Regions from separate parts of the Homo sapiens genome. Here region 1 is linked to region 2. A link is an interaction called in ENCODE POLR2A ChIA-PET data of the cell type or tissue named here. Cell type or tissue: PC-9. All regions are shown on one strand. Links, peaks and the distances in the headings refer to the core of each region. The heading gives the core; the rest is flanking DNA. Region 1 holds the start of THBS1 (thrombospondin 1). Region 2 overlaps FSIP1 (fibrous sheath interacting protein 1).

Evidence for each region. Peaks named below come from ENCODE experiments on the same cell type or tissue, not always from the same donor. Only the 100,000 strongest peaks of a DNase experiment are listed, where the experiment ranks them.
Region 1: POLR2A ChIA-PET joins it to region 2 with 10 read pairs; 8 of 35 experiments call an interaction of 5 or more read pairs at or near these places.

The regions. Positions count from the first base shown.
Region 1 is chr15:39,580,405-39,592,106 of GRCh38, forward strand. THBS1 (thrombospondin 1) reads left to right here and starts at 675. Exons shown (of 22, transcript NM_003246.4): 1 at 675-824; 2 at 1,425-1,520; 3 at 1,789-2,348; 4 at 3,213-3,288; 5 at 3,584-3,783; 6 at 3,896-4,018; 7 at 5,066-5,159; 8 at 6,943-7,116; 9 at 7,638-7,814; 10 at 8,122-8,295; 11 at 8,555-8,682; 12 at 8,798-8,950; 13 at 9,401-9,619; 14 at 10,112-10,219; 2 more. The coding sequence starts at 1,454. THBS1-IT1 (THBS1 intronic transcript 1) reads left to right here and starts at 5,722. Exons shown (of 1, transcript NR_186398.1): 1 at 5,722-6,849. It overlaps LOC124903470, which reads left to right. Exons shown (of 1, transcript XM_047433405.1): 1 at 1-590. The coding sequence ends at 348. RefSeq lists an enhancer at 1-503 and silencers at 1-155, 166-215. In PC-9, for the core only: no CTCF peak of the experiment used is centred there; no DNase peak of the experiment used is centred there.
Region 2 is chr15:39,636,166-39,647,867 of GRCh38, forward strand. The region is part of intron 10 of FSIP1 (fibrous sheath interacting protein 1); the gene reads right to left. It overlaps LOC105370785 (a long non-coding RNA gene), which reads left to right. Exons shown (of 3, transcript XR_932156.3): 3 at 4,410-4,584. Among named protein-coding and RNA genes, the nearest start is that of THBS1-IT1, 56 kb to the left of the region's middle. In PC-9, for the core only: no CTCF peak of the experiment used is centred there; DNase peaks (open chromatin) are centred at 5,466 and 5,996; H3K4me3 peaks cover 1,633 bases; H3K27ac peaks cover 2,393 bases.

The sequences.
Region 1 (11,702 bases), core at 5,092-7,591, 55 kb before region 2:
GCGGCAGGAAAGGGCCCGAAGGCAGCGAAGGCGAACGCGGCGCACCAACCTGCCGGCCCCGCCGACGCCGCGCTCACCTCCCTCCGGGGCGGGCGTGGGGCCAGCTCAGGACAGGCGCTCGGGGGACGCGTGTCCTCACCCCACGGGGACGGTGGAGGAGAGTCAGCGAGGGCCCGAGGGGCAGGTACTTTAACGAATGGCTCTCTTGGTGTCCCCTGCGCCCCGTCGGCCCATTTTTCTTTTTACAAAACGGGCCCAGTCTCTAGTATCCACCTCTCGCCATCAACCAGGCATTCCGGGAGATCAGCTCGCCCGAAAGCCCCTGCGCCACCCCGCGGGCCCTCCTAGGTGGTCTCCCCAGCCCCGTCCCTTTTCGGGATGCTTGCTGATCACCCCGAGCCCGCGTGGCGCAAGAGTACGAGCGCCGAGCCCGTGCGCGCCAAGGCTGCGTGGGCGGGCACCGACTTTTCTGAGAAGTTCTAGTGCTCCCAAGCCCCGACCCCCGCCCCCTTCACTTTCTAGCTGGAAAGTTGCGCGCCAGGCAGCGGGGGGCGGAGAGAGGAGCCCAGACTGGCCCCCACCTCCCGCTTCCTGCCCGGCCGCCGCCCATTGGCCGGAGGAATCCCCAGGAATGCGAGCGCCCCTTTAAAAGCGCGCGGCTCCTCCGCCTTGCCAGCCGCTGCGCCCGAGCTGGCCTGCGAGTTCAGGGCTCCTGTCGCTCTCCAGGAGCAACCTCTACTCCGGACGCACAGGCATTCCCCGCGCCCCTCCAGCCCTCGCCGCCCTCGCCACCGCTCCCGGCCGCCGCGCTCCGGTACACACAGGTAAGTCGCCCCCGGCGGCCGCCGAGGACCAAAGCTGCCCGGGACATCCACCTGGAGCGCTGAGGCTTCAGTCCCTCTGGTGGACCCCGGAACCTACACTCTCCCCGCTCGCCTACCCCAGCCCGCTCCTCTCAGCCGCTGGAGGACTCTTCAGGGCAAGGCTCCAGAGCCATCCTCTCCAGCCTTGAGGTTCACAAACCAACTCATCAGGACACCCCAAGATTTCCTTACTCTCTGAAGTCCTCCTTAAGCCTTTGTATCAGCACTCCAGGGAAGAGTCTGTACTTCCCCTGCCCTCCCTGCAACCCCAAACTACAGTTCCTGATCTTGCTCACCTTCGACTTCCCAAAAGCCCCCAAATTGTTGGTCTTGCGCCCCCCACACTTTAAAACCAGCATCTCTTTCCTCCACCTCTCTCTCTCTCTCTCTCTCTCTCTCTCATGCTCTCTGGAAAGTAATCCTGTTGTCCTTCATTTCAGCAAACGCGGGGTCAAAGAGGGATGGTCCCGGCCCTGTCCCCATGCCCAGCCCCGTTTCTGCGCACCGTCCCTCCCTGCCTAGCTGATCTCTGACCCTCGGCTCTTGTGCTTCCTGCTACAGGATCCCTGCTGGGCACCAACAGCTCCACCATGGGGCTGGCCTGGGGACTAGGCGTCCTGTTCCTGATGCATGTGTGTGGCACCAACCGCATTCCAGGTGAGTTTGTGTGGCACCTTTAGGGGAAGGAGGGACAAGGAAGAGGTGCTGGCTATCCCAGGTGTGCCCCCTCACGTGCTGTCCTCTCCCTCTTGAGCCTGACTGGACATCAGGACGCAGCTTCACTCTGATCCTGGTATTTATTCACCTCTTTCAGTGGTTGCCAGGAGTTTTCACCCCAACCCTTTGTCTCCACCCCTAAGGACTCAGCCCCCTACTGCTGGTCCCAGCCTAGAAAGCTCACTTTGTGTTCTCTCCTGTCTAACAGAGTCTGGCGGAGACAACAGCGTGTTTGACATCTTTGAACTCACCGGGGCCGCCCGCAAGGGGTCTGGGCGCCGACTGGTGAAGGGCCCCGACCCTTCCAGCCCAGCTTTCCGCATCGAGGATGCCAACCTGATCCCCCCTGTGCCTGATGACAAGTTCCAAGACCTGGTGGATGCTGTGCGGGCAGAAAAGGGTTTCCTCCTTCTGGCATCCCTGAGGCAGATGAAGAAGACCCGGGGCACGCTGCTGGCCCTGGAGCGGAAAGACCACTCTGGCCAGGTCTTCAGCGTGGTGTCCAATGGCAAGGCGGGCACCCTGGACCTCAGCCTGACCGTCCAAGGAAAGCAGCACGTGGTGTCTGTGGAAGAAGCTCTCCTGGCAACCGGCCAGTGGAAGAGCATCACCCTGTTTGTGCAGGAAGACAGGGCCCAGCTGTACATCGACTGTGAAAAGATGGAGAATGCTGAGTTGGACGTCCCCATCCAAAGCGTCTTCACCAGAGACCTGGCCAGCATCGCCAGACTCCGCATCGCAAAGGGGGGCGTCAATGACAATTTCCAGGTGAGGCTTCTTCTCTGAGCCCTGCTCCGTGGGATCATCTGCTAGACAGGTGACCTGCCAGGAGGGCTACAGGAAATCCTGTCTGTAAACTAACGCAGCAGTTCTCAGATTTTAGGCAGCATGAGCATCACCTGGAGGGCTTGTGAAAGCTCACCCTGCTGCACCCCAGCCCCAGAGTCTGGGATTCTGTAAAACTGCAACTCTAACAAGTACCAGGTGATGCTGATGCCGGTGGTCTGGGAAGCACACTTTGAAAACTACTCAAGGAAACAAGAAATGGTTTTCCTTTAGCAGTCAGCCTGTTCAAGCCTTAGATACTCCTTAGGCTCTTAAGAAAAGAGCTTATTTCAAATGCATTCCCCCAATTTTAATCTTGTTTGAAATGGATACTTTCTATGGGCAGAATCAGTACCACTTTGCTATTGGATTCCTCATGGGGATGCAGCTGGTCTCACATAAAAGGTTAAAATAGCAGTTAGTTGTTGCTGTTACAGCTTCATCTGTGCCTTAACTTCTAGATCTTTGCAACGGTGGCTTTGAACTCCCACATTTAACTCTTTGACACTGGAAAGTGTCATTATATCCTCTAGGCTTAGGATCAGATTCCATTTCCTGTGTACCCAAGTAGGCTGATAACTGAATTCTTTGTAAAATACTCAAGACTTGGCAGAAGTCACAATTAAGATTTTGAAGTTGTTTGGCGATTAATGTTGCTGTGTTATTTTGACATAGTGATCTTAAGACAGCTCTTTGAAGCTTTTAGAACATCTATTGTATGCTTTTCCTAGCATACAGACAGTCTCCCCCAACCCCATCCCCACCCCGCTCTGCATTCTACAAGTAATGTGTGTCCTCTGCCCACAGGGGGTGCTGCAGAATGTGAGGTTTGTCTTTGGAACCACACCAGAAGACATCCTCAGGAACAAAGGCTGCTCCAGCTGTGAGTACCCCTCTATTTTTAGGGCACATAGGGAATCAGGGGGAATTCCACCAAAAACAAACTGAGGAATTTAGCAATAGTGGTTATACATAAATTACCCCCAGTGAGATCATCAAGAGGCATACAGAAGTGACTCCAAGGGGTATTATACACACACACGTATACACACGTGCGCATACACGCAACCCCTCTACCTGCATCCTTCACACCAAATGAAACGTCTTCTACCACTAAGAACTCAAGAGGCTGGTTGGTAAGAGTATCTATTTGAAGTTTTCATTTTGTTTCTTGCCAGCTACCAGTGTCCTCCTCACCCTTGACAACAACGTGGTGAATGGTTCCAGCCCTGCCATCCGCACTAACTACATTGGCCACAAGACAAAGGACTTGCAAGCCATCTGCGGCATCTCCTGTGATGAGCTGTCCAGCATGGTCCTGGAACTCAGGGGCCTGCGCACCATTGTGACCACGCTGCAGGACAGCATCCGCAAAGTGGTCAGTGGCCTCTGCACCCAGCCCGTTAGCATGAACCCTGGAAGGTTTATCGCAGATGGTCCCAAATGACTGAAAATGCGGGGGGACACTAATGATATTCTCTCCCATTTAGACTGAAGAGAACAAAGAGTTGGCCAATGAGCTGAGGCGGCCTCCCCTATGCTATCACAACGGAGTTCAGTACAGAAATAACGAGGAATGGACTGTTGATAGCTGCACTGAGTGTCACTGTCAGGTAAGGGACCTTCACCAGCCAGAATAAGAATCGACGGCTTTTGTTTGAACCTACATCTTTGGGGAAATACCCTAATCGCCACAGAGATTCTTTTTATGTTCCATGGCCTGATAACAAAGTGTTTTTTTTTTCTTTAAGATGCAATTATGGCATCTATAAGTTCTTCTTTAAACTCTCAGATGGTTTATCAAAGTATTAATTATACCCCAGGCTAAGTATCTAAGAGAATGAATCTACTAAGACATCTGAATAATTTACCTACCTTAGTTCAAAGACTAAGTGTTGAATGTCAGGTAAATAAAACCTGGTTGGAACATTCATTTTTTTTTCCCAACCCTGATTTATATTCAGCTTTGGCATAGGTTCTTTTAGTACAGTAGCAATTGTTTTTCAAATCACTTAGTCTGACACTGTTAGGATGTTACTGTCTGCTTTGCTCAGATGGCACTGCCAGGTGTGTGATTCACTCTAGCATCCCCGCATGCCAGTGGCCAGTGAGTTTGGAGGTTCACCTGGCTTATCTATTAATAGCAAAGTATTTGAATTTGCTTAAATACAAATCACAGATGACTGGCTGTGGGAACCAACTTCATTAAATTCCCTTTCTTTTCCAATATAAAGACAGATCACAGATCTATAGATGAGGAAAAAGTGCTTATAGATCTTCCTTCCTCCCCCCAAACACATAATATAAAAATGTAAAAGTCCTGGCTGAATTTTCTGAGTTTGATTTCAGACATAGATTTGACCCATGATGTTTGTTGGTTCCTCTGCTATAAATTCTTTGTACTGTAACTTCCACCCTTGACTAAGTAGCAATTAAAAAGAACTTTCCAAGGAATGGAGTGACACGTAAACTAGCACTAGAACTGTCTCTACGATAGTGGTGGCTGCAAATATGACAGAGACAGATCTATGAAAATCATTCCACTAGAGCATTGACAGCCCTGACCATGTTTTGGCTTGTAAAGGAAATGTTACAGGATGTAGACTTCTGTATGCAACATGCTCAGCAGCCTGTTCCCCTCTCACTCTCTTGCCCTGCAGAACTCAGTTACCATCTGCAAAAAGGTGTCCTGCCCCATCATGCCCTGCTCCAATGCCACAGTTCCTGATGGAGAATGCTGTCCTCGCTGTTGGCGTAAGTTTCTCAAATGGCATAGCTATTCTTCAGTGACTAGGTCAGTTCTACATACATCCTAGACAGCCGAGCACAACACTGGAACCCCACCCCCATCTCCATCATGCTTCCATTCAGTTTCTTGCTGCAGCAGCTGGTTAACTGACAGCTTATCTGCTGTACAGAGCCAAAACTCCATTATGAGTACATCGTAATTACCCATCTGGATTGCAGTAATGGCAGTGAAGATCTTGGTATAGCTCATTAATTCTGATTTTTTGCTTTGAGGAAAAGAGATGAAGACGTGGCAGCAACAGCTCTAAGTTGACTGCTTTTAGAATTTGACCTTAGTGGCACAGAGTTAAGAAAAATCTGCTCACCAGAGATATTGACAGGCTTACTGTGTAAGCATTGGCCTGATCGGGCCTGGAAGTTTTGCCCCTTTCATCTGTAGGGATAAGAGGGCCTAAGAGAATAGCAGCAATCTGAGCTCTAGAGCACCAAAAGAAATAAGGCACGATATCGTTCCATGGCACGTTATCCCTGGCTTTTGTTACCAGTAAAATGAATGACTTTGCTGAGACAATACTTAGTGTAGCAGGTACAAGTTATAAAAGTGATTCATTACAACTAAGATAAGGAAGAAAACAGGAAAACAGCACTTGCCCTTCACACACACAGAAACACACATGCACACACACACAAACACACCCTTGTCACAGCTCAGAATAACCAATTCCATCCAGGGATCATATTAGCGATATTGGCACTGTAATGGTCGTTTTTACATTTATTTTCTGTTCCGCATTCACTTAACATGTGCGTTAAAAGGAACAAAGCTAGCTGGAGGTAGCAAAGTTTTGAACTTGAATCAGGGATTGCTAAGAAAACTTACAACTAATGACCACAGAAAGTAAGTTCTTTGTCTTCTGTCTGATACAGCTAGATGTGATTGTAGCCGTGGTGCCTGGGCAGATGGTAAACAAACATGCTGTCCTCTTATGACAATATGTGCAGAGAAGGCCCCAAACGCTGGGGTGAGAGGAACAACAAACTGACTAACTCACGGCCGAGTTGGAGCCAGAACCAACAACAGCTCGGCTGCCTTCACACTCATCTGTCAAACACATGGTGTATGGCTCCCCTGACAGAAATGACTCCTATAAGCTTCCTCATACTCGCGCATTCTTGGAAGTCTGAGACTGGAAATGCCTACCCAGATATGTTAAGTCAGTAAAGGAAAACTCATTTGCAATGCTGAGAGGAGAAAGAAAATCAATGAATAGGAGAGCATACACTGTGGGAAGGCTCAGCTGTACTGAGCCAGGCAAAGCATCCGATTACCCCACTGCTGTACACATCATGACCTGGGATAAACCCCTGGGCCGTTGGCCTAAGAAATATGTTGCTTTTCATCCTGTATAACTGCAACTTTGTGCCGGCTCATATTATGTTCTAGAGAGCTCATGTACACCATGGTGACCATAGTTAATAATACTGGATTGTATGCTTAAAATTTGCTAAGAGAGTAGATCTTAAGTCATCACCAAAAAAAGTAACTGTAAGATGATGGAGATGTGTTAATTAGCTTGACGGTGGTAATCACAATATATGTGTATATCAAAACATCACATTATACACCTTAAATGTATATAATATTTGTCAATTATACCTCAGTAAAGCCAAAAAGAAATAAATATATTGCTTTTCACCCTCTGGCAAGTGGAGGGCCCTGAACAGAGCCCTCTAAAGAACAGCTTGTCCTAATCATCACGTACCTGATGAACCTCTGTTTCCCCTGCAGCCAGCGACTCTGCGGACGATGGCTGGTCTCCATGGTCCGAGTGGACCTCCTGTTCTACGAGCTGTGGCAATGGAATTCAGCAGCGCGGCCGCTCCTGCGATAGCCTCAACAACCGATGTGAGGGCTCCTCGGTCCAGACACGGACCTGCCACATTCAGGAGTGTGACAAGAGATGTAAGCATCTTAGCCTCTCAGGGACGTGGAGAACTGACCTGTCCTTGTTGTCGTCACCAAGGGCAGCTCCACAGCATGTATATTAAGAACACGGGTTCTAGGATCTCTGGATCCCAATCCCACTGCTTAGCTGTGCACCCTTGAACACAACTTACCCTCTCTGAGGCTCTTTCCTCATTTGCAACTTGGAGATAATAATAGTTCTTGATAAGTTTATCTTGAGCATTTTATTTAGATACTGCATGTAAAGCAGTTAGCACTGAGTTTTGGTTTATGGTAAGCACCCTGTAAATGTTAGGATATTAACAGCAACCCATAAAAACAGCGAACTTATCCGTTCTCTGGTAGAAAACATTCCATGTTGACATTTGGGCATGTGGCCAGGAGCCAATTTCTACCGTACACTGGGTTTAGTTGCCATTGACCATTTCCTGGAAATACTTCTGCGTGCTCCTGATGGGAGCCTCTATTTGGCTGTCTCTAAGCCAAAACCATTTGTGACCATCAACTCTGTACTTTAGTTAAACAGGATGGTGGCTGGAGCCACTGGTCCCCGTGGTCATCTTGTTCTGTGACATGTGGTGATGGTGTGATCACAAGGATCCGGCTCTGCAACTCTCCCAGCCCCCAGATGAACGGGAAACCCTGTGAAGGCGAAGCGCGGGAGACCAAAGCCTGCAAGAAAGACGCCTGCCCCAGTAAGTGTGAGGTCCGCTGCAAGGGTGAGCATGGGCAGCAGCTCTGCCCAGCTGGTTGCCTGGCATCTGCAGCCTGCAGTTCAGTGGGTCATAGAGCAGGAAGGTTACCTACTAGAGAAACAAACAGAAGCAAAGTCCTGCAGGCTCAGCAACTTCTTTTAATGAAAAACAAACTCACCCTCTTCCCCAGCATTCTTTCCATGTGTCAGAGAAGCAGAGGTTTCTTGAACGGGCTTAGGAGAGTCTATGACAAGGGAGGGATTTGAAAGTTGATCTTAATTGTTGCCTGTGGTTCATCTTCTTACAGTCAATGGAGGCTGGGGTCCTTGGTCACCATGGGACATCTGTTCTGTCACCTGTGGAGGAGGGGTACAGAAACGTAGTCGTCTCTGCAACAACCCCACACCCCAGTTTGGAGGCAAGGACTGCGTTGGTGATGTAACAGAAAACCAGATCTGCAACAAGCAGGACTGTCCAATTGGTGAGCCACGCAGCCCAGGATGAAACGACCCAGGAGCTTTGCTCTTTTACTGAATGCTGCAGTCAGCATTCGAGGAGATTCCAGCTTGGTTAGTCCTGAGCGATTTGATTGCTCTAAGATGCAGGTGGACAACATAATCCCAACAAGTTATCGGTTCCCTATACCCTATAATATCTTACACTGTGTTAAGTGCCCAGCATGGCAGTATGGCAGCTTAGACCAACCATTTACTGTGACTGTCTCTCTCTCCTTGTCTCAGATGGATGCCTGTCCAATCCCTGCTTTGCCGGCGTGAAGTGTACTAGCTACCCTGATGGCAGCTGGAAATGTGGTGCTTGTCCCCCTGGTTACAGTGGAAATGGCATCCAGTGCACAGATGTTGATGAGGTGAGGAACTGATGGGGCTCCGAGTTTCTGGATCTAGGAAAGCAGCTAACCTGTGCAGTCGCTTCCTTATGGCAGTGACTTCTAAACATGATGCACGCTCTTATTTCCTCCATAGTGCAAAGAAGTGCCTGATGCCTGCTTCAACCACAATGGAGAGCACCGGTGTGAGAACACGGACCCCGGCTACAACTGCCTGCCCTGCCCCCCACGCTTCACCGGCTCACAGCCCTTCGGCCAGGGTGTCGAACATGCCACGGCCAACAAACAGGTACAGTCAACTAGACGAGTAAACCAGAGGACAGGAGAGCTGTCCTTGACCAAAATAACTGGGAGCGGGAGGAATGTAATTTCATACCCTTCACCAAAAAAAAAAGGGCGAGGAGATGAATGTACGGTCTAGTTTTAGAAACGTGATTAGAAAATCCATGGTAAATCCTGCAGGGGAAAAACAGTCTTCCATATTTAAAAATGCTGCTCTGGAATAAGTTGTGAGCAGATGGACTTGTAAACGCCTAGGTGCTGAGCAAATTCAAGAAAAATAAACATAAAGCAAAGTTTGCTTATAGCCTCAGGGAGAATGGGGAGGGACAGAGGTAACCCACACTCTTCCAAATGGAGCCTCTGTCTACTCAGAGATGACAGGGATCTGGATTCTTGTTTCCATGATATCTGAGGATTCTCAAAAGCTCTGTGTAACAGCAGCATGGTGTACCCTCAGGTGTGCAAGCCCCGTAACCCCTGCACGGATGGGACCCACGACTGCAACAAGAACGCCAAGTGCAACTACCTGGGCCACTATAGCGACCCCATGTACCGCTGCGAGTGCAAGCCTGGCTACGCTGGCAATGGCATCATCTGCGGGGAGGACACAGACCTGGATGGCTGGCCCAATGAGAACCTGGTGTGCGTGGCCAATGCGACTTACCACTGCAAAAAGGTAGAGCCAGGTCCTTTGTGTGCCTCCAGAAAGAGGGCCCATCACCTTATCAAAACACAGGCTAAGGAATTTTAAATACTTAAAGTTTGGACATGAAACTGAAAGATTAAATCTCCCAAAGGGAGAGGGGCACTAATTCCTATTAAAATTAAATCACTTGGTGCCAAAAACATGAACAGGGCTAGCTCTTTTTGGGCAACTGTGTTCCATAGTCAACTCTTCTGTCCAAAAAAAAGTTCAGTACTCTATCCAAATACCAGCAAAGCATGACTTGTGTTCACAACATCTATAAAGCCTAGAGCATTTACACAAATTCTGTATGTATATCCCCCAAGAAAAGTTTTATTTTCTTGTCTTCCCATAAAAAAAATATGCTGTTACTGAGCCAAATTCTGTTCTTTTTCTATTTGGAATTCCAGGTACACTCCCTCGTGCATGAGCTCAGCATGAGGAAGGCAACTGAAGCAGTGATATATATCTTCTCTTTCCTAGGATAATTGCCCCAACCTTCCCAACTCAGGGCAGGAAGACTATGACAAGGATGGAATTGGTGATGCCTGTGATGATGACGATGACAATGATAAAATTCCAGATGACAGGGTAAAAACAGTTTTCTATCCCTTTTTCATCTTTTCAGTTCAGCAACAGCCTGAAACACTTTGGGATTCAAGGAAATTACATGGCTATAGCAAAAAATATACCAAATCAATACACAGGATAATTAGAAATTATTCATTGTGTTCCAGTAGTTTAAGGATGTAGATGTTGCCAAGAGAATTTTTAAATGAGGGTTTTGTTTTTCATCAGAACTGTTTTTCTCTGTACTTGAGAAATTATAATGCATAAACAAATGCCACTTTGTTCCCTAGATTCATTTCAAATGTCACATCGAAATTACAGTAAAATTGACTTTGGGCACACTATGAACTGAGATGATGGGATTATATTCTACATCTCACTAACTTCTAACCCACAGGGATCCATTTTTTTAACTATGTCCTTTTAACTTTTGTAGTGATCGTTTTACACTGAGTGATCAATTAGCCTATCCACTAGGTAGAAAGTATTGCTGATTTTCACAGTTTTAGACATATTATGCACATGGTTTGAGGCTTGAGCTGTTTTCAAGGACAACATTGTTAAGTGCTCCATTTCTTCTCTTTGCAGGACAACTGTCCATTCCATTACAACCCAGCTCAGTATGACTATGACAGAGATGATGTGGGAGACCGCTGTGACAACTGTCCCTACAACCACAACCCAGATCAGGCAGACACAGACAACAATGGGGAAGGAGACGCCTGTGCTGCAGACATTGATGGAGACGGTAAGGTGCTGCCTGATCAGAGGGCCCGCGGGAGACAGGGACATGCACAGCTTTCCAAACGTACTTCTGTCTAGTCCTGGCTATTAGTATGCACTTTGGTGGAAACATCCAAGGCTGGAGAGCCCAGCTCTTATTTGTCCCTTGTTCTCTTCAGGTATCCTCAATGAACGGGACAACTGCCAGTACGTCTACAATGTGGACCAGAGAGACACTGATATGGATGGGGTTGGAGATCAGTGTGACAATTGCCCCTTGGAACACAATCCGGATCAGGTAGGTGGATGGACTCCTTTCAGAGTCTTTCAGTAAACTGTTGGAATATCCCTTTCATGGCCTTTGAAAAATGAGCTTAACAAAGTTCAAACACTTTCATTACTGTGGCTCCCTGGCTTCTCATAGCCAACTGGAATACGTTCATGTAAATAATTTGCCTGATGTGAGCTCCTTGCACAGAGTCTCACAGATCTTTAGCATGAAGATCTGGTAACTTCAGTCTTACCTTCTGTAAGAAGGGCTACTGGACTTGCTCAGCATCGTCTACCATTGTTAAGACAAATTATACAAAGCAGACATCTGTGACTGACAACTGTACAATAATATTAATCATATGTAATACTAAGAGATGGAAAAATAAATGTGCATAAGCAAAATAACCATTTTCATGGCTAATGATGTAATCTAGCTATAAGAAAATCATCAAACTAAGGATACATCCAAAACCAAAGTAATTTATCCCTGTCATAAACATTACCCAGA
Region 2 (11,702 bases), core at 4,646-7,145:
CAGTCAAGAAAACATAAATAGATCAATGCCATCTATTTATGCTAGTACACTGAATTCAGAACCTCTGGTTAAGTGCTCTTATAGCAATAAATTCAAGCCATCTAAAGTGGTATTTTTCTCTATTTGACCTAAAACTTTCAAAATCCATTATCATACATATTCCCCCAGAATATTTTCCAGTATCAATTGGGAAAGTCTTGCAACTTTTTAGCACCATAAGCTATCACCTCCTACCTTTGACTTTGTCATTGGTGTCTTGAGGCATTCTGGGATCTAAGTTTAGTTACACATCTGGGAGTAGGGCAGAAGGAGAACTGACCTACCTTTGTAATGCAACTCCTTCAGATGGCAGAAAATTCCATCAAGACACGAATAGCCTCATCAGAGAAGGTCACAGGGCTGCTCTAACTGGCAAGGGTGGATTGATGGACTTTAGGGATTCGGGGTGCCCTGAATTCACCAAATCCTACCATATCCCCTGTTCTAGTTCCCAGAGTCCCACTCTTTCTCTAAATACCCAAACCAAATACCAAAATAAGGGACCTAGCTGTGAATTCAAATGACATCCTTAGTTGACAACTTGCATTACTGCATTTGGCTTTTGACTTTTTAACCCTGAAAGAGTTACAAAATAAATTTGTAATATTTATATATAGTACAAAAGAGATTCTTTTAGTGTACTCGTAGAAAGTCCCTATTTTTCAATCCATCCTTAGGTAAGAATATTTAGGAATCTGAGCTTATATTCCCTTTCTTTAAGCTGTCTGCCACCGTTACATGCAGCCATCACACCAGCCCAGTTTTTCAAGTCCTCATTCCTATGCAATTGTTGCATGGAAGTCCCTGCTTGGTTCCCAAAAGGTTTTCTTTCAATTAGCAACTCATTCTAGAAGTTCACAGATGATTTATTTGCTAATTTTCCACCAAATGTTATGGGGTGTCAGTCTTATCCCTTATGCAGCTGGATTTTTCACTACCTTCAGCTCCAACTAACCCAGACAAACCAATCCCAGCTTCCCCCAATTTTTCTGTGGTTCTATTTCCCGGAACCATTCCTGGTTTCAAACTCCCTATCAATCTAGGTTCTTACTTGCAAATAACAGAAATAACAAAACTAAGACTGGCTGCTTTAAGCAGAAACTGAATTAATTGAAACGATGGTGGATATTCCCACATAATCATTGAGAAGGCTATGGAAGGTACTGGAAAACAATCAGGAACAACAGTAGGCTACCCAATCACAACCAAAATCATGCCACAGAATTTAAGGCTGCTCCTTCCACTGGACCACTCAGCTAGCTAGCTGAGCTAACTACACCAACATCAGAAGCAGAGACAGGATGCGACTACTGGAACTGCCACCACTGCCACTTCAGTAAACTGATGTTTCTATCATCACTGTACACATTGAGTAGACCATCACCCATTCTCTGTAGTCTGTCCATTAGTACCGAGTGGGTATTCCTGATAGGCTAGGTCTAGCACATGTCCTGTAGCCAAGGTGGCTGTGATACTGAATAGTGGAACTTCCTAGATTCAATGATGAGAGGCAAGCTCTGAATCCTGCTAAGATTCACAAACTGGGGAACTTCCCAAACAAGGGAAGAGAAATCATATGTAAGGCAACCAGGAAAAAAAAAAAGACAAATACCCCTGTAGGTATCTTCTTGGTATTTTGGGGAAGCATCATTACAGAAAAAGAAGATGAATTTTTATGTGAGCCAAAGTTGGAAAATTTTCATGCTAAGGGAAAAACAGAATGTTGCAAAAGTTTCATTTATTTGTAGGTGTTTTGCATCTATGGCAGTTAGTGATATTTTATAGTGAATAAAAAGAAAGCAAGTAAAGAGAAAAGACTCCCTTGAGTTTCACCATGCAAATTAGAGAATCTGGAAATAATACTCTTGATCCCTCATTCTTTTTTCTGCCCTCAATAAGGCTGATTCAGAAAAAGTATTTATAATATCTGTTAGGATTTCCCAAGAATATTTTAAAATTCTACAAGGACTGACAAGAGAACATTTGCTACCAATTAGAATGGATTTGAGCATCAAAGAACAGAAAAATTCTTATAATAACCTGATTTCACACTTCCCGTTAAGCATGTTTAGAGTACATTATAGCAAAGCATGTTAAAGCAATCTGCCCTCCAAAAAGTGCAACTAAGAGGAGAGCCAATGGAGCAACACTGGAGAACCAGAAATTCAATTCTAGGAGAATGACAGGAGATATGTGAGTGGTCAGAGGAATTAGTGAGTACTCAGTGATTTTAGACGCTTTGCCATTGGTGAGGAGCAGGGAAGTTCTTTCTCCTTGTTAAAAAAGAGGATCTGGAAGCTATAGAAACACACGGCGATTTCTCATCTTAAGCAGGTATGTAGTCTTCTCTCTTGCTACAATCTTCAGAGTATTATATAAGTATTTTAATTTATCCATTTGTTAACATTTGGATATATGCATCCATTTCACTGTGTGTGTTTTGACAACATCTAGAAGACAAATAACTTAACAAAATGTGCTTAGATGGGCCATAAGGAAGAGTGAAAAAGAAGAAAGGGGAAAAGAAGGTAATAACAAGGAGGCAAACAGGGAACCAAAGAGACTATACTATTTTCCTATTTCATGCACATGTGGGTGCGTGTGTGGGTGCATGTGTGTGTGCGCGTGTGTGTGTGCATGTGTGTGTGTGGTGGGGGGTGGTTTTGCCTAGCAAATTTGCTCCATTTCAATAGAAACTTTAAACTTCAAAATTCCTTTTTTTCTTATTGCTAAGTATAAAAGCTAATACTTATTTAAGACCCAGTGCTTTATATTAAGAAAAATATAAAGGTATACATTTAGATTTGAAATGTAGTCTATGATATCGGAGATATATCATGAAATCAGAAGTAATACTAAAAGCAATAAAAGAAAACAAAGAGAAAAAAGAGCAAATGGCTTTTACATAGAGGTTAAAAATTTACTGAATTCTCTTGGTTCCCAACTAACACCAAAGACCAAAGTTCACCATTTTGCTTTTTTCTGAGGCTACAGAGATAGTGGTCATTGCCAAAGCTAGAAGGCCTGTGGGGAGTCCAGAGGAATTTAAGAGAAATGACTGAGCACTGGAGGTGATGAAGCAGAAGCAGCATTTTCCTTGTTCCTCTGACTACCTTTTTTTTCAAGCGTTTTTAACATGGCTCTTGTAGGTCTTCTTTGCAAGCCCTTGCCAGCAAGTGAAAAGCAATCTAGGAAACCACAAGCTTGGTCTGTAATTGAAACAAACAATTTTAGTTCAAGGCGATAAAAGCAGTAACAACGAAAATGGATTCGAAGTTGGTATACAAAACTCCACAATTATGTTTCTTTAAAAGGCTACAGTCAGGAACTACATACAATATATTTTGTATAGGAACTCTGCAACACAAGTGAATATGCTAGGGTTTCTCATGAGTCCTGTGACTCTCAGAAACCTTCTGTCTTCCAAAGAGTTCTTTGGATTCTACCATAAAGTATACAGCAGTATATGGAGAGCATTTTTACTGTTTAAAATCACAAATGCAAATAAGAACATACTGTAAAGGGTTGAGTATCCAGTAGCACACTCTGGATACCCAAAAATGTACAACAGGGAAGAACGGGGACTATTTTTTCATATAAATTCTTAACAATCTGTAAAAGGAAAAAAATGAAAGCCCACAAATAAGCAGAGTAACTTAGTTATAAAAGTTTAGTCATTTCAAATTCATCTCAAAACAACAAATATAGTATTTTATTCCCACTAGACTGTAAGTCTCATTTGTACAAGAGCCAAGTTTGTCTTTGTATTATTGTAATCCTAGCACCTAACAGGGTACCCAGCAAAGAGAAGATGCTCAGTAAATATTTGTTGATGAAATAAATAAATACTTAACGTGTAAAACAATAATTAAATGAATACTTGTGTTAACCCCATGTATGTACATAACATACACTAAAACACGCTTAGGACCCCAAATAATGTCAATTAACAGGGAGAGGCTGAAAGGTGAGAAAAGAGGAGAGATGAAAGCATAAAATAGACAGAGAATTGTCACTTAATCTCTGGAAATTCCTGTAAGCAGTTATCCATTGTTCATGACACCTTGAAAATTCTCATCTTTAACCTATTAGAATTTCTTCAACTGGAATAGCCACAGCAGCCTCCAGAGACATCATTTTCTCTGGGCATAATTAGTGGTCTCCTCCTTGCTCCATTATCCTGATAACATTCAATGAGGTCTCATCTGGCTGCATTATGTTTGGGACCTGTGGTAATGTCACAGAATCAGAAAGCCTTACACATGAACCATCTAATTCAACCTCCTTAATTCACTGATGAGTAATTTCCCAGAGGTTCTGAGTGCCTTGCCCCGGGTCGCAGCGGAAAGAAAACTTCTTTTGTTCCACAGAGTTCTGGGGTACGTGATAAAAGAAGAACTTCAGCTGAATTAAATTTAAAGGAGTTTGAGCAATGAATAATTCGCGAATTGGGCAGCCCCCAGAATCACAGCAGATTCACAAAGACTCCAGTGCAACCACGTGGTAGAAGAAGATTTACAGACAAAAAAAAAAAAAAAATGGAAATGACATACAGAAATTGGAAGGAGAGTACAGAACTGCCGGTTGGTTACAGGTCAGTGTATATGCCTTATTTGAACATCGTTTGAACATTGAGCAGTGTATGAAAGGTTGAAATCTGGCCTCTGGCCACTGGGATTGGCCAAGACTTGGCTATTGTTACAGGTGCATACTACTAAATTAGGTTTTCAATCTCATCTGCCTTTAAGCTAGGTTACAGTTCACCACAAGCACTCAAATATAAAAGTACAGAGTCCTTCTCAGGCCATATTTAGTTTGCTTTAACATACTGCAAAGAATACTAACTTATACATCCCAAAAGGCTCATGGACAGAAATGATTTGTTACTGAATATAAAGATCTATTAGACACCTGGAAATCTTTGGAGACAAAGATGCTTCAAATAGCCATAGAAGGGAATGCATAAGGAAGCTAACACATTACAAATACAAAATTTTTCTATGCCTAATTCAAACTGAAAAAAAAAATGTTTTTTTAATTCCTGTCATTCTCCAGAGAGAGGAAAGCAAAAATTGTTCTCTACATCTGAGCTGTGGTGTCAGCATATTACCCACCACTAGAGCACAAAAGCAAAGTTCAGGCCCTCATTTTAGAATCAACATGGGTGGCTGGTGACCGTCAATTTCACCAATGGGTAAAAACACACGACTTCCCTGGATGCCTGTCATTTGCCTCTCATCGCATAGTAACCAGCTGTATAAGTAAGCAAAAAAATCCTCGAAACTGTTTATTGACTATAATTAACAGGGTTTATGGTATTTGAAAGCAAATAAGCACTATGACAAATATAATAAAATATGATGCATAAAAATGATGTAAAACCGACTTGATGTTCTGACTTTCCAGTGAAAGTCGTTTTCCTGGTTTACCTGATGAAATGTTTCAGAGGTTCATTGCATGAACTATGAGTCATAGCTTCAAGTCTCTGGTTGCCACTTTACCATTTACATGATTTAAGGCCAAAATCTGCTCTCCTTCCTATGTCATAACAAAACCGCGCAAGACTATAACGTAAGCCTCACTACCCATATCCTAGAGCTTTGCAGCAACCAGCAAACGTAAAAACGGAAAACACCAGAGCTCTAAACAGATTACCCAGCTGCTGTGTAAATTTACAGCAGTCTATAAGCCTTCATAATATTAGTAATATTTATAAAATTATTGAGCAGTCCTTGATTATAGTGTATTATAGAAATGCAAATTGCAGTCACAAGAATAGGATGTGGGTTGGGACTCTTGAAATCAACCTTCATTTTTTGACCTGACATTTGATATTTTGCTATAAAGCCTCCAGTTTGAACGTTCTACTTGTCAAGAGTTAATGAAACTGAAATGAGTCACAGATACTATCTATGACTCATATTATTATAATATCACAATTATATAATACTGCAAGTATTCATGGTGCAAAAAAGAATGCCATAGGACAAAAGACCTTCCCTGTAGATCCAGTCATCACAATGAATAAAGCCCTAAGCATGCTTGCTAATTTTAATGGGACCGAAGAGTCTTAACGCAAGTTTCCCCTCTCCCACCCCTGTTTTTTATTTAATTATTTTTAACCTGCTTCTGGTCCAAGAAACCATTTCCTAGCCTGGAGTGCTAGGCATTTACTAATGGCCTTTCCAGCAGGGCTGACATACATGAGTGGCTGTCTCCAGCTCACTCACAGACTTGGGGGCGGCTCTTAGCAGCCTGTTTCTACCTGAGGGTCTTTGTATTTAACTGAATTCTTTAGTGACAGGGATCTGCAGAATAAAGAATGCTGCATGGGGTAGGAATGCACACACGTGTTTTCAGCTGCTTCATATTCAGGCCTGCTGTGACTCAGCTTACAAGATCAAAGTTATAAACTCATTTTTCATTTCTTAGGGGAAAATGTCTCAGTAAAAGTACGAAAACCTGAAACCTTTTTTCAAGGAAGATACAAAACAAACTTTCAAAGTTTTTTTGTTTGTTTTGTTTTGTTTGTCTGTTTTGCTAAGTAGTGGTCAGTATCACAAGATGACATCCATGAAGCTCCACTGGGGACTCTAACATTATATATAAGTTGATTCCTATGGCAAAGTGTATAAACTCACTGGTTATTGTCATTGTGTTCATCCACCATCATTGAGCATATCTCTAAAACAATGTTGTACTATAATTTTTTCCCAGGAGTTTTAGAGAGAAAATAAAATTCCTCTAATGGAGACAGTTTCTTGACACAATTGTTCAGTCCTCGAAGCACTTCATTATTAGGTGGTAGCCATACATTTGAATCAATAAATTCCTATTCAGACTCTGCCTTCAGAGAAAATCCTGTAGCAGTATAATTAATCCTTTGCACCTGAGGTTAAAAATGTGGCCGAATAATAACATCATTTTTAGGCACTGGCAGAGCAGAATTAAGTTCAATAAAAAGTGGGAAAGATAAAAGGAAAAAAAGGAAGATCCAACATATGAAGTGGCTGCTATTTTATTTCAACATTGCTTATATGTTTAGGAAAACATTTAAAAGATGAGTAGACAAGAATGAAATGATGTATCACAAGAAGTTTGTTTCCTTCTTACGGTTTCAAAACTGAAATTGTTAGAGAAAATGAAAAATGAGTTTTTAAGTGTTGAGAGTAATTCTAGAAAATATTTGTGCACACAAAGCCTGACTAGACCTATTCCAAATGATGTTCTTATCTGGAGTTTCCCAGCTAGGTTAATGCGGGCATTACCAAATCCTGAGGTACCTAAAAGGAGTTGTCAGAGAAAAGATAAAACAAAAATAAAAGATGGAGAAACAAATAATATAGAGTGTTTTCTGATCAGAAATAAGCCTGCCAACTACCCATTAGAGACTGGTTAATACTTGTGAGTCTCAAATTGCCTGAATTTATTCTGGAGCTTCTAGATATATCTGGGGAAATTGAGACAATGTACTTCTTTCTTTTTGTAAAAAAACAGTAGGTGTTACCCAAATAAGTGGGAACATCAAGTCTGGTCTTTATTTCTGAGGTTGCCTGCAAGTTGCTACATCCATAACAAAAGTGCCTTTGCAGTTTACTCTTCAGCATATATTATTTCATAAGCAAGGTACTCAAATTGAATCTCAGCTTCAAAACTTAGTATCAATCACATTTTTCAACCTTCCAGTTTAGTTTTGGTATGACTGGAAAATTCTGCAATGCTAAGGAAGTGTGCCAACCATAAATTAAAATAACATCTGAATGTACCCTACATAGTTTATAAGCCTACAAAGGACCTAACGTCATGAGGTTTATGAGTAACAAACCTTGGTGACAGTAATTTTCCTTAGCTGAAACTCTCTATCACTTAAAATATTCTGTCAGACACCCAGTTACACTTTGAGATTTCTCATCAGGCTTTTAGTATTTTAAAAACTCAATTTCTGAAATTTCGCCTATAGGCTCGATCCTTCCAAACACACCTCCCTCCTGAAATTTCATGCTCATCACAGCTGAATGCCTGCGACTGTCCCGAACACTTCCCCTCGCTACAGGAAAATGCATTAACTTCCAGCTGCCCGGCCGAGTGTGCCATGTCCGTATCAATTAGGCTTGAGCATTTAAAACGGCTGTTCCTGAGGTGATTAATGACTGCAAATGAGAAGACCTTTCGTTTCCCGGGGACAGGTCACCCCAGACCCTGTGTTATCGCCACCAGTCAAGGCATCCTGCTGAACCAGGCTGCCATGCATCCCCTTTCCAGCCCATTTATCAGTCAAACCTGCCAGGATGATTCTTTTCAGGTGTGCATCTGAGACACGAGGGGAGAGACCTTTGTTTTAATTGCCCATGATTTGCTTTATGGTCTCCAAGAACTCATGAGAACTTCTGCCAAAGTAGTTTCAAATTCAGAAGCTGGGACAAATGAGCATCTCCACCATGGATGAGGAGCAGTATCTAGATACACAATGTTCAAAAGCACTTTTCAGCACTATGATTTACAGGCAAGTACTGAAAAAAAAAAACTTAGCCAAGAGGATTTTTTGAATTTGTAACTAAAGGTAAACCTGTTTTATAGCTGGCATCTCATTGTTCAGGAAATTCCAAGGCCGGCTGCCATCAAAGGTTGAGAAAATAAAATGATTTAATTCAAGTTTTCAAATTGCTGATGTAAAATGGTATCATTCCATTTCTCATCCACATATAAGTGAGCTGAACAATCATCAGGCAGTTATAGTCAAAAGAAACTTTTCAGAACAAAGCTGTCATTAAGAGATATAAAAACATTTATCCAAAGAAGACATAACAATGGCCAACAGCTATGTGAAAAAGTGCTCAAAATCACTAATTATTAGAGAAATGCAAATCAAAACCACAATGAGATATCACCTCATGCCTGTTAGTATAACTGTTATCAAAAAGACGAGATAACAAGTATTGATGAGGGCATGGAGAAAAGAGAAACTTTCTACATTCTTAGTGGAAATGTAGATTGGTACAGCCATTGTGGAAAACAGTATGAAGGATCCTAAAGGAATTAAAAATAGAACTACTGATACAGTGGCTGCTGCCATCATGTCAGCTGCAGCAGGGAGGCGTGGCTGGGGCTGCACACTCCATGGAGCCAGTGGGAGCCCTGCCTCTTCTGAGTTGGAAAGAGAGCTACGTGCCTCTGCAGCCACCCAAACTGCAGCTACAGACCCAGGCCTCCTGCTCTAGTGAGCAAGCAGGAGCCTCGCCCTCCTGGGTGAGGCTACAGGCCACCTAAACTACAGCTGTGAATCCAAGCCTCCCTTGTGCTCTTGGGGGAGCCAGGAACAGTCAGGATCTGCCCTCCTGGGTGCAGCTGGAGCCACGGCACTGGTGGCTGCAGATCTGGAACTCCCAGTTGGGAAGCAGGCAGGAGCCGGGGACAAGCGGGAGCCCTGCCTCTTCCGAGTTGGCCAGGCCGGAGCTCCTGGCTGCAGCTGCTGCTGCCCTCCCACGTGCAGGGCGTCTCTGCAGCCTGCACCCTCGGGCACCCCAGGAAGGTTCCCTGCCCCTGTCCCTGAAGGCTCAGGGGTGTCTGCTCCCACTGCCTGGCCTCTCTCCGCTCCCAGTCCCCAGCTCCAATCTCGGAGCGGGGTTGGGGCCGAGCCCCAGGGCCATGAACGGCAGCAGGAGGCAGACAGAGTCCGGGGTGGAAGGGGGCAGGGTCCCCAGTAAGGCCCCACTTTCAGGCCGTCCCTGGCCTGAACACTGGGGGCCGGGCTGCCAGTCCTGTGGACGGGAGAGGAGACTCATGGTGCCTCTTTGGCTTGCCCATGGACCAACTGGCATGCACTCTGTCCTCTCTGAACTCCATAAAAGCTCTGTACTCAGCCAGAGCAGGGCAGAGGATGGCTAAGGACGAAGAGGGCAGAGAGAATGGGAGCAGACCACAAGGTGCAGAGAAGACTACCCTGTCTGCTGATAGCTGGAGACGATGGGAAGACCAGCTGCAGAGAGGAGTACCCTCACTGCTGAGAGCTGCAGAGATGACCTGCCAGTAGAGAGGAGCTACTCACTCCTTTGAGCTGTTCTAACACTAAATAAAACTCTGCTTCTTCACCCTTCACTTGTCTGTGTACCTCATTTTTCCTGGATGCAGGACAAGAACTCGGGCAAAGGTGCTGGGGCCACAGAGGTTTCCCACCAGAAAAATCGACACCCAAGAGATCTCCTAACACTACTGGTTTGGGCCGTAATCCCAGCACTCTGAGAAGCTGAGGCAGGAGGATTGCTTGAGGCCAGGAGTTCGAGACAGGCCTGCGTAACATAGCGAGACCTCATCTCTACAAAAAAAAAAAAAAAAAAAAAAAAAAAGGCTGCGTTTGGTGATGTGTGCCTGTAGTCCCAGCTACCCTGGAGACTGAGATGGGAGGAGTACTTGAGCCCAGGAGTTTGAGCTTTACAGTGAGCTATGATTGCACCACTGCATTCCAGCATGGGATACAGAGTGACACTGTGACACACTGTCTCTTAAAAAAAAAAAAAAAGTCTAATGGAAATGAAATCACCACTTAACTTCATAAAGGTATCCACATTTCCTTGTTCATTGCAGCATTATTCACAATAGTCAAGATACTGAAACAACTGAAATGTCTGTTGATGGATGAATGGATACAGAAACTGTGATATACACACATACAGAGAAATATTATTTAGCCTTAAAAAAGGAGATCCTGCCATTTGCCACACGAATGAACATGGATGACATTATGCTAAGTGAAATAAACCAGACACAGAAAGAAAAATACTGCATTATTTCATTTATATATGGAATCTAAAAAAAGAAAAACAAAGTTGAATACATGAAGATAGAATAAAGTGGTTGTTACCAGGGGTGATAGAAGTAGTTGTTACCAGGGATGTGGTGAGACTGGTAGGAAATGGGGAGATATACATAAAAGGATACAAAGTTGCAGACATGTAAGATGAACAAGTCTGGAGGTCTAACATACAACATGAGGACTATAGTTAGTAATACTGCCTTTTATTTGAGATTCTTGCAAAAAGAGTAGATTTTACGTGTTCTTTCCACACATACGCAAAGAGGGTAACTATGTGAAATGAATGTGTTAATTTGCTTGACTATAATAACCATTTCACAATGTATATCAAAACATCATGTTGTATACTTCAAATATATATAATTTTAAAAAAGTGGTTTTTTTGGTGGTCAAAAAAAAGAGATACAAAAACAAAAGCCCTGTGGATGCATCATCTGGGGTTTATTCCACTTGACATATGAGACTCTGCCTTATGGTAGGGCTCAGGTATCCACCTCTGTCCCTTCTGGCCCTGGGCATGCCAAACCTACACCCAGAAGAGACTTGTGCTACCCTTTCCACATCTTTTCTACCCCATGACATCACTGGTATGTTACTCAGATTTTGGTGTTTTCTAACAGTCTCAGGACATAGGAAAAAAATTTACACTTAAAGCTTCAGAACAGCCATTCAAAAAATTATCACTTAATAGAATGAAAACACACATGTACCATGAATAGGAGAGGGAAGGCATTAAAAAAAAAAGACTTCTTAAGGTCAATTTTCCAAAAGGTCTATGTTTAAATGTTCTAACAAAATCTACTGCATAAGGACAAATAGATATTAAACTGTTATATTGGGAAAAATACTGCAT